Regions from separate parts of the Homo sapiens genome. Here all the other regions are linked to region 2. The links are chromatin contacts, found by Hi-C or POLR2A ChIA-PET in ENCODE. All regions are on one chromosome and are shown on one strand. Each heading gives the region's core, a stretch centred on a gene start or an enhancer-like site at or near the end of the contact. The rest is flanking DNA. Distances are from core to core; before and after follow the strand shown.

Region 1 (3,643 bases), core at 479-2,978, 2.0 Mb after region 2:
GAGTAATGTTGTTTTTGTTTTGAGACAGTCTTCTCTGTTGCCCAGACTGGAGTGCAGTGGCAGCAATCAGGGCTGACTGCAGCCTCGACCCCTCAGGTCCAAGTGATCCTGCTGCCTCAGCCTCCCAAGTACCTGGGACCACAGGCATGCACTACCACACATGGCTAATTTTTCTACTTATTGTAGAGACGAGGTTTCATTACGTTGCCCAGGCTGACCTGGGTGCTGTTTCTACACACAAATCTAACCTCACTCTCCTAGTTAAAACTTCTGGTGACTCCAAACCCTTTAGCTTGGTGAGACCCTTTCGAATCCGCCCCATGGAAGCTCAGTAATAATCAATCAAAATAAAAAAGAGCGGCAGCAGCTGTTGCGCCAGTTCGCCTTTACATAGATTCATCTCAACCAGTTCCCCAACATGCCTGTGCATAATTTTCCCATTGTTAGAAATGCCCTGTTTCTCTTTGCCTCATGCACGCCCCCTCTTATTTCAAGGTCCAGCTCAAAAGTCACCTCCTGTCTACAACTTCCTCTGATGCTCCTGAGCAGGGATGGCTGAATCTCTGTCTCTTTACAATAAGAAAATACGGTCTTTTTTTTTCTTTTTGAGACTGAGTCTCGCTCTGTCACCTAGGCTGAAGTGCAATGGCGAAATCTCGGCTCACCCCAACTTCCGCCTCCTGGGTTCATGCAATTCTCCTGCCTCAGCCTCTTGAGTAGCTGGGATTACAGGCACGCACCACCACACTCGCCTGATTTTTAGTAGAAACGGGGTTTCACCATGTTGGCCAGGCTGGTCTCGAACTCCTGACCTCAGGTAATCCACCTGCCTCGGCCTCCCAAAGTGCTGGGATTACAGACGTGAGTCAACGCGCCCAGCCGGAATAATATTTTACAGCAATTACACTGCACTGTTTAGATCATTATTCCTATGCCGCCTCCTCCCCCAACAAAGTGCGTGCCTTCAGCACACAACGGTCTTGTTTCTGCTTATTCCGTAGCCCCGCAGGCAAAGCCAGAGTCTGGCACAAGCCAGGGACCGAGTGACTACCTGCGGAACAGAATGATTAGAATTGCGTCTGGGGTTCCTGGAGGGTGGGCCTTGGCTGGGCGGATCCCAGGAGCCTGGCGTCTCCCAGGGGAGGCGCTCACCTCAGATCGGGCCTAAGAGGGCCCTGCTTGCCACACTGACCGCCAAGCCTGGCCAAAAAGCTCAGGGAAGCCGCGGAGCCACTGCCCGCCTGGGTCAGGGTGGTGACGGAGCCTGACTGAGAATAACGGCTGAACTTGACTAATAGACTGACCGAGGGTTGGAGCGGGTCCCAACCAACTGCCTGACGGCCCAAAGGCAGGAAGAAACGATGGTAGGCCTTGTCATCTTCGAAGGAGAGGAAGGACAGCAAACGAATTGCTATAGCGTCCCCATGCGCACTTGGCGCTTCTCCTCAAGCGGAGCAGGAACGGAACTGGGCGGACCCGCCGGAAGACTCGGCGAGTGCGCGCGCGCAGGAGCCCATTTTCCCGCCCGCAACGTGGCCCCGCCCTTTTACCCAGGCCCTACGCGAGCTTCGCCGAGTACGCGTGCGCAGCAGCTTCCCCTCCCTCGCCCCGCCCCTCACGTGGCCCCACCCTCTCACCCTAGACAGATGGGAGCCTCCTGGGGTGTCCACGTGAGCGCGCGTGAGTCCGCCCCCCCAGTCACGTGACCGCTGACTCGGGGCGTTCTCCACTATCGCTTACCTACCTCCCTCTGCAGGAACCCGGCGATATGGCTGCCGCTGTGCCCCGCGCCGCATTTCTCTCCCCGCTGCTTCCCCTTCTCCTGGGCTTCCTGCTCCTCTCCGCTCCGCATGGCGGCAGCGGCCTGCACACCAAGGGCGCCCTTCCCCTGGATACGGTCACTTTCTACAAGGTAACCGGGGCGGGGGACGTCGCGCGCAGGTGCCGCCGGGGCGCCCGGAAGAGCGCGCGCCCGTGGGGAGACGCTGGATTCCGGGAGCTGACGGGAGGTGGTCTGTAGCAACGGTCCCAGAGCTTCCCGGCGTCCTACAGGCCTAGTGGACTCTGAGCGGAGAATGTTATGACCACCGGGCATGCACGCTTCAGGGCCCCGGCGCACCCTTGCTTTTGCAGCATTTATACTTGCATCCACCCTTGCAAAGATGCAGCCGAGGGAACTGGGTGCCCCTTCCCTTCACCTGTGGGGAGAGGGCGGTGCCTGGCGAGATCCAACCCTCGAGTCCCAAGTGGGAGAACCGGAGGGCGGTGCGAGGTCGACGCCACCGGGCTCCCGGCTGTGGAAGCTGGGAGGGGTTGGCGGGGGGAAATGCAGGCGCGTTAGCCTGCGTGTCCGCGCCCCTCTTCCCAGGGTTGGATTGCAGCCTGCTTTGCAGTGTGCAAACAATGATCAGATATCATACATCTTGAATAGTGCAAGCGTGAAGAATAAGCTTCAGTTCAGCCACCCTGTAAAGCAGGGGTCCCCAACCACCAGGCCCGTCGGTGGCCTGTTAGAAACCGGGCCGCACAGCAGGAGGTGAGCGGCAGGCGAGCTAGCACTACAGCCTGAGCTCCGCCTCCTGTTACATCAGCTGCGGCATTACATTCTCATAGGAGCACGACCTTTATTGTGAACTACGCATGTGAGGGATCCAGGTTGTGTGCTTCTTATCAGAATCTAATGCCTGATGATCTGAGGCGAAACAGGTTCATGTCGAAACCACCCAACCCCGTGGAAAAGTTGTCTTCCATGAAACCAGTTCTTGGTGCCAAAAAGGTTGGGGATAGCTGTTGTAGGAAACATCTTGGGGTTGGCAACAAAATCAGTAAAATTGGGTCAAGGCATGGAAGAATTTGCCACTACCTCCGCCTTTCCCCCCTTCCATTTTTGCAGAATTAGGGATCCTGGCCTGAGTAAATGGACGGTTGGAAATGGTGGCTGAATGCAACACCGCAGTCCCAGTCCCCTCCTCTTGCACCTGTCTTCACCCACGAGCAGCTTTTAACTTCCTCTAGGAGATGGGCAAGCTTAGTGTTGCGAGAGAGCCAGTCATTTCATTTTCAGGTTTTGTACTCATTGTGGGGAAGTGAAACCAAGAAGTAGTTGTCTCCAGTGGTTGAAGTCTCCTATTTTCAAGCGTTCCCTGTCGTGGATTTGGCACTTGCAGCTCATTCAAGGCAAAGTTTCAAGAATTTAAAAGTGTAGGCCGGGCTTAGTGGCTCACGCCTGTAATCCCAGCACTTTGGGAGGCTGAGGCGGGTAGATCACCTGAGGTCAGGAGTTTGAGACCAGCCTGACCAACAAGGTGAAACCCCGTCCCTACTAAAAATACAAAAATTAGCTGGGCGTGGTGGTGGACACCTGTAGTCCCAGCTCCTCGGGAGGCTTAGACAGGAGAATTGCTTGAACCCAGGAGGCGGAGGTTGCGGTGAGCCAAGATCACGCCACTGCACTCCAGCCTGGGCGACAGAGCAAATACTCCGTCTCAAAAAAAAAAAAAAAAGTGTGGGCTGGGTGCGGTGGCTCATGCTTGTAATCCCGGCACTTTGGGAGGCTGAGGCAGGTAGATCACCTGAGGTCAGGAGTTGGAGACCAGCCTGGCCAACATGGTGAAACCCTGTCTCTACTAAAAATACAAAAATT
Region 2 (3,346 bases), core at 244-2,743:
AACTTGGTTTAGAAAACACTTCTTTTTAAACTCCTCCATACCCCCTCCCTATCTTCAAAGGAAACTGGTAACACCTGCACTGTACGGGCCATAAAACAACCACATGAGGTTTGAGTTATCACAGTTCTATTTACAATTGGTCTCCACTTCCAAATGACAAGCTTAAGATCAGAACAGTTGCAAAGCCAGTGGTGTTCAATGATTTAATTAAGATTGTTTATCGGACACTATTGTGCCAAGAAAGCCATGTTACCTTCGAATTAACTCAAAGCCAATACATCCAAGCACCTAAAACAGCATGTAATAATCTATCCAGAGACCTGACAATTCAGTTGCAATTGCTAAGACACACTTGATCTCTAAATGTGAATATTATGTATGAACAGTTATGCATCATTATGAAGGAATGGCTTTAGCGTTTCAATGCCCCTATATTGCTGGTGATTTTGCGTTTGTTTCCGTTGTAATCAACGTATGATTTAGATAGTCAAATATAGCTTTAAGGGACTACAAGAGTTCTACTGTAGACAGCATAATGCAAAAAAGAAAAGCCTTAGATGATATGATTCTACGAGTATTCATTGAATCTTCCTCACCACTAAGCGTGATACTCCCGATTATCCTCATTGAAAAAAATGAGGAAATCAAGCAAGTGACCAAGTGAAGTCACCAGCCCAAGGTCAGCCAGAAGCAAAATCTAGTTTGAACCCAGGCCGTTCAGATCCTCAAACTTGAGACAAGCACTGCCTCCTAAGTGCTGGTTGTGTTTGGAAGACCCCGATCTCCTGGCAATTCTCCCGGGCAGAGTAGCTGTCGGATGTCAGCAGCGGGGAAGTCATCTACGGGGACCCTCTGGCGAGTCTCAGGGAGTGTCATCCTCCCCGGGCAGGACACCCAGGCGGAGAAAGGGTCTAGTGGGAGGTGACACCTGCAGCCTCTGGAGGCTGCAGCCGGGAGGACGCTCACATTTTACTTCTGTAATTGGCTTTCCTGTGGATTGCCCAAGCCCCTTCCTGTTGGGGGAGCAGCCCTGGCCCCCGTCACCTCCCCAGTTGGCCTAGGACGGAGGGAACGGGAGGGAACGAGAGGGAAGGGAGGGCCGCGAGGGACGGGGAGGGCGGCGGCCCCCTGCCCGCCCGGCTCTGACAGGCCCGGGACGGTTCCCACCCCAAGGCCGCCCAGGGACCTCTTCGTTGCGACCCTAGCCGCGGGATGCAGCCTGACCTGAGGGGGCGGCCCCGGGGTAGGGGTCCGGGCCAGGAAAGCAGAGGGGAGCGGGCCCGGCCGGTGCGACTCACCCGGCCCGCTGCAGTCAGCGCACACCTCGCTGCTCCGGAGCCGTTTCGACATGGCTCCCACCTCCCACCTGCGGGGAACTAGAGGCCGGGGGACAGCAAAGGCGGCGGTGGCGGCGGCGCTTCCGCTCTAACGGGTCCCAGCTGCGGCGGCGCTGACGGCGGCGCCTCTCCCCTCAGCGCCTTGCAGCCTTGGCACAGCACGCACGCGCGGGGAGGTGCCCTTCGGCGAGTGTCAGGTCATGTGACCGGAAAGGGCACTCTGCCTTGTCGCCATCTTGAGTGAGGGCAGGAGACTGCCCGAGTATCATCTGTCCTACCTTTAAATATTGAATTTGGGTCTTCTTCTCTGGCAGAGATTCCCCTCGTCCCAACTGATTAATACCAGGGGAAGTAGCAATATCTTGTGATGAGAACCCTGCAGCCACAACCTTCCTGAGGCAATCAATGGTCAAGTTCATTCATTCATTCCTTGATTCAACAAATGTTTATCAAGCACTTACCATGCTTTATATACTGTCCCAGCCACTGGAGAAACAGCAGTGAGCAAAGACTGAATTTCTAGTCCTTATGAAGCTTGCATTTTACTGGGGTAAAGTAAAATAAGAATATATTATATGATTCCAGGCTGGGCGTGGTGGCTCACTCTTGTAATCTCAACTCTTTGGAAGGCTGAGGCAGGAGGATCACTTGAGGCAGGAGTTCGAGACCAGCCTGGGCAACATGGTGAAACCCCATCTCTACTAAAAATACAAAAATTGGCCGGGCGCGGTGGCTCACGCCTGTAATCCCAGCACTTTGGGAGGCCGAGGCGGGTGGATCACGAGGTCAGGAGTTCAAGACCAGCCTGGCCAACATGGTGAAACCCCGTCTCTACTAAAAATACAAAAATTAGCCGGGCACAGTGGCAGGAGCCTGTAATCTCAGTTACTTGGGAGGCTGAGGCAGGAGCTTGAACCCAGGGGGTGGAGGTTGCAGTGAGCTGAGATCACGCCATTGCACTCCAGCATGGGCGACAGAGTGAGACTCCGTCTCAAAAAAAAAAAAAAAAAAAAAAAAATTAGCCGGGCGTGGTGGCGCATGCCTGTAATCCTAGATACTCAGGAGGCTGAGGCATGAGAATCGCTTGAGCCTGGGAGGTGGACGTTGCAGTGAGCAGAGATCGCGTCACTGCACTCCAGCCTGGGGGACAGAGCGAGACTGTCTCAAAAACAACTTCAACAACAACAACAAAAATAACAAAAAAGAATATATTAGATGATTCCTTAGGCTTCAGTTTTAATCTCATGTTCAAAATTAAGATAATGCATTGTTTACTTCTAGTCCACGATTTGTTTTTGTATGGCTTGCTACTTAAGAATGATTTTTACATTTTTAAAGGGTTGCGAGATGAAAATGAAGAAGAGAGAGAGGGAAATAAAGAAAAAGAGGAAGAAGAATATGCGACAAAACTTGTATGTGACCAGCAAAGTTAAACATTCATTTTGGCTAAGGACAGATGGAATAAATTATGGGAAAAATGTGATACACCTGCTGGATAGTAACCCCTCAGTAAATAGTAGCTCCCATAATTATGGATATTGCTATTATTTTCTAATTACTGTTTTTCTTCATATGCGTGGAATTTGAGAATAACAATAGCTAACATGGGATAATTTACAAAATGGTGTGAGATAAACACAATGAAATGAGGTAAATCAGTGTGAAGGAGAAAGGAGATGTGACCCTAATACCAATGACTACTTATTGTCTGTCTTACATATAAACACAGCTATGATCTCCATTCAGCAAATATTGAATGCCTGTTGTTAGCCAGGTACTATTTTGGTTTTAGATACTCTGGTAAGCAAAACGATGTGGTTCCTGTCATTATGGGGTTTTCTGATTAATGAGATAGGGAGATTTTCAATAAACACGGCATGATGAAGAAGAAGGAGAACGTTAAGTTGCAAAAGGCATCTGAAAGAATGAGAAGTGCTGGAAAAGGCCTCAGAAGCACTGGTCTTGAGTCCATCTCTACAGTGTGATAAATGTGTGATGGAGAAATAATC
Region 3 (3,365 bases), core at 379-2,878, 2.4 Mb after region 2:
AAGTGCTGGGATTACAGGCGTGAGCCACCACGCTCAGCTAGATCTGTAGCCTTCAATGAGTCATATGCGCATCAATCAAGTAAAAGCTCTACTCTTCTCAATCTGGTCTGAGCTACCATTATTCCCAGACCAGAATACTATAGTATTCCGTATTTTGACTGGCTTCTCTGTTTCTGGCCTTGCTCTCTTGCTCGAGCTTCACAGAGTGTCCAAAGTAATACTTCCGTACCACCCGGCCCGGCTTTTTTTTTTTTTTTTTTTTTTTTTTTTAAGAGACATGGTCGCACCATGTTGCCCAGGCTGGTCTTGAACTCCTAGGCTCAAGCAATCCTCCTGCCTCAGCCTCCCAAAGTTCTGGGATGAAGGCGTGAGCCACCATACCTGGCCTGAGTGCAGTGGCGCGATCTCGGCTTTCAGCAGCCTCGACCTTCCAGGCTCAAGCAATCCTCTCACCTCAGCCTCCCGAGTAGCTGGGACTACAGGCGCGCGCCACCACGCCCGGCTAATTTTTGTATTTTTTGTAGAGATGGGATTTCACTATTTTGCCCGGGCTGGTTCCCAACTCCTGGACTCAAGCGATTCGCCCGCCTCAGCCTCCCAAAGGGAAGTGCTGGGATTTCAGGCGTGTGCCACCGCTCCCACCCCAAAGTAGTATTTATTGTAATTATTATTATTATTTTGAGACGGAGTCTCGCTCTATTGCCAGGCTGGAGTGCAGTGGCGCGATCTCGGCTCAATGCAACCTCTGCCTCCCGGGTTCAAGCGATTCTCCTGCTTCAGACTCCCAAGCAGCTGGGACTACAGGCGCCCCCCACCACGCCAGGCTAATTCTTGAATTTTTAGTGGAGACGGGGTTTCACCATGTTGGCCAGGATGGTCTCGATCTCTTGACCTCGTGATCCGCCCACCTCGGCCTCCCAAAGTGCTGGGATTACAGGCGTGAGCCACCGCGCCCAGCCTATTATTATTTTTTTAGGCAGTGTCTTGCCCTGTCGCTCAGGGTGTAGTGCAGTGGCGTGATCACGACTCACTGCAGCCCCGACTTCTCGGGCTTAAGTTATCTTCCCGCCGCAGCCTCCACGCCCGGTTAGTTTTTTGCATTTTTTGTAGAGATGAGGTCTTGCTTTTTTGCCCAGGCTGGCCTCGAACTCCTTGGCTTAAGCGAACCTCTTGCCGCAGCCTCCCAAAGTGTTGGGATTACGGGCGTGAACCACCGCGCCCAGCCTACTATCTTTATCTTACAGAAAGAAAAGAATGGAGGAAACCGAGGCTCGGAGACAGTAGGTAATTTCCCCAAGGTTCCACAGCTAATGAGTGGAGCGGCGATTTGTGGAACGAAATGAATGAAATCGATGTGGCAGCGGGCCCGGACGGGTCGGTGGCGTAGACGCGGAGCGCGCAGCTCACACCTGGCGGCCGCGGTTTCCAGGAGGAAGCAAGGATGCTTTGGACACTGTGCGTGGCGCCTCCGCGGAGCCCCCGCGCTGCCATTCCCGGCCGTCGCTCGGTCCTCCGCTGACGGGAAGCAGGAAGTGGCGGCGGGCGTCGCGAGCGGTGACATCACGGGGGCGACGGCGGCGAAGGGCGGGGGCGGAGGAGGAGCGAGCCGGGCCGGGGGGCAGCTGCACAGTCTCCGGGATCCCCAGGCCTGGAGGGGGGTCTGTGCGCGGCCGGCTGGCTCTGCCCCGCGTCCGGTCCCGAGCGGGCCTCCCTCGGGCCAGCCCGATGTGACCGAGCCCAGCGGAGCCTGAGCAAGGAGCGGGTCCGTCGCGGAGCCGGAGGGCGGGAGGAACATGACATCGCGGAGGTGAGGAGCCCCGAGGGGCCCGGCGCGGGCCTCGGCCCGGCCACCGCCGCGTTCGGTTAGCCCCGTCCGGAAGGGGGCGCCCCGGCCGGGCTTCGGGCTCCCGCCCCGGGTCGGGGTTGGGGGCCGGTTCCCTCCTCGTCCCCTCGCCCTCCAGGGGCCGGGGGCCGGCCCCACCGCGCCCCCACCCCTCGGGTCCCCATTCATTTCCTGCCTCCCCGAGTTCCGGCTGCGGCAGCCCCGGGGATGCCCGTCAGGCCCGGGGCAGGTAGAGCCGCCGAGGGAACCACGGGTGCCAGCGGCCAGGCTCAGCGCCGCATTCCTGACCCATTGCCTCATGAGAATTGCCTCATGGTGATTCCGAAATAACCCTGCTCACTTGGGGAGGCTCCTTGGGACACGAGAGGGGAGTTGCGCGGGGCCGGGCCCCCAGTGGTCTAGTCGTTCTGGCTCACTGTGCCACTTTCGTGCATTTGGGGACTTCACGCAGGACCCCTGACCCTTTTATATGCCTCTTTGTGTCTTCTTTTCCTCCTACCCCTCACGTGCCAGAAATGGAAAAACTGACTGTATCTGCAGCCACTAGAAGTATTTCCTTCCTCTGCGATCTTCGCTTTGGGAGATGGAAAGGAAGGGAGCCGCATCTCGTTATTTAATCCTTCACTGCAACCTTAACAGTCAGGTCACTTTACTGGTACCCGTTTTATGGATGAGGAAACCGAGGCCCAGAAGCAACATGCTAGTAAATGACAAGATTTGAAACTTAGGAGGATTAGTGAGTTAATGAGATCCTTTGAAAGGTCAGGGTAATACTACTACTAATAGCTAACATTTGCTTAGTTCTGACCACAGCCCTATCAGATGGCTACTATTATCCCCATTGTAAAGATGAGTAAACCGAGTTTCAGAGGTTAAGTAAATTGCCTAACCTCACAGCTAGTAGGTGGTGGAGACAGAATCCCTACTTTTAATCACTATGTTGCTTCTATTATTTTGTAACTATTGCTAACCATTTGTAAGCCTTAATTTTGTTGTCAAACAGTAGTGTGACCTGTTGTTTTCAGATAGTGATCCTGCTATTTTGTATAGTCACTCTATATACCACTCACACTTAAGACCCATTGTCTATTCTTTTCCATGATTGTTCAATTATGGTCACTGTCTCAGACATTTAAAAAACGATTCAAGCTATTGAGGCTATTTGAATGAGATTTTCTTTTCTTTTTTTCTTTTTTTTTTTGGAGACGGAGGCTCACTCTGTTGCCCAGGCTGGAGTGCAGTGGCGCAATCTCGGCTCACCACAATCTCCGCCTCCTAGGTTCAAGCGATTCTCCTGCCTCAGCCTCCCAAGTAACTAGGACTACAGGCGCACCACTATGCCCGGCTAATTTTTGTATTTTTAGTAGAGACAGGGTTTCACTATGTTGGCCAGGCTGGTCTCAAACTCCTGACCTCGTGATCCGCCCGCCTTGGCCTCCCAAAGTGCTGGAATTACAGGCGTGAGCCACCGTACCCAGCCTGAATGAGATTTTTCAAAATATTAGGAATGTCTCCTCCAAAC

The links. A loop is a pair of places that touch in the nucleus more often than their neighbours do. ChIA-PET counts read pairs that join two places held with the same protein, here RNA polymerase II (POLR2A). Pooled maps may share reads with other maps.
Region 1: a loop to region 2 is called in a map of CD8-positive, alpha-beta T cell, with 4 times the contacts of the local background. The contact joins the promoter of ERP29 here to the promoter of GIT2 in region 2. A Hi-C loop is called at or near these places in 1 of 168 maps with a recorded cell type or tissue (CD8-positive, alpha-beta T cell), 1 of 37 single-sample maps with no recorded cell type and 10 of 50 pooled maps. POLR2A ChIA-PET finds 5 or more read pairs at or near these places in 1 of 52 experiments (MCF 10A).
Region 3: a loop to region 2 is called in a map of OCI-LY7, with 10 times the contacts of the local background. The contact joins the promoter of PTPN11 here to the promoter of GIT2 in region 2. A Hi-C loop is called at or near these places in 1 of 168 maps with a recorded cell type or tissue (OCI-LY7) and 9 of 50 pooled maps. POLR2A ChIA-PET finds 5 or more read pairs at or near these places in 1 of 52 experiments (activated CD8-positive, alpha-beta memory T cell).

The regions. Positions count from the first base shown.
Region 1 is chr12:112,011,698-112,015,340 of GRCh38, forward strand. ERP29 (endoplasmic reticulum protein 29) reads left to right here and starts at 1,729. Exons shown (of 3, transcript NM_006817.4): 1 at 1,729-1,912. The coding sequence starts at 1,769. TMEM116 (transmembrane protein 116) reads right to left here and starts at 1,468. Exons shown (of 11, transcript NM_001193531.2): 1 at 1,305-1,468. RefSeq lists enhancers at 444-1,332, 1,203-1,392, 3,063-3,202 and silencers at 1,553-1,632, 1,973-2,062.
Region 2 is chr12:109,994,875-109,998,220 of GRCh38, forward strand. It overlaps GIT2 (GIT ArfGAP 2), which reads right to left and starts at 1,494. Exons shown (of 20, transcript NM_057169.5): 1 at 1,299-1,494. The coding sequence starts at 1,350. RefSeq lists enhancers at 765-814, 1,505-1,664 and a silencer at 1,145-1,234.
Region 3 is chr12:112,417,319-112,420,683 of GRCh38, forward strand. It overlaps PTPN11 (protein tyrosine phosphatase non-receptor type 11), which reads left to right and starts at 1,629. Exons shown (of 16, transcript NM_002834.5): 1 at 1,629-1,807. The coding sequence starts at 1,794. It also overlaps a transcript of RPL6 not described here. RefSeq lists enhancers at 186-834, 835-1,482, 1,257-1,516, 1,483-2,130 and silencers at 1,504-1,855, 1,567-2,136.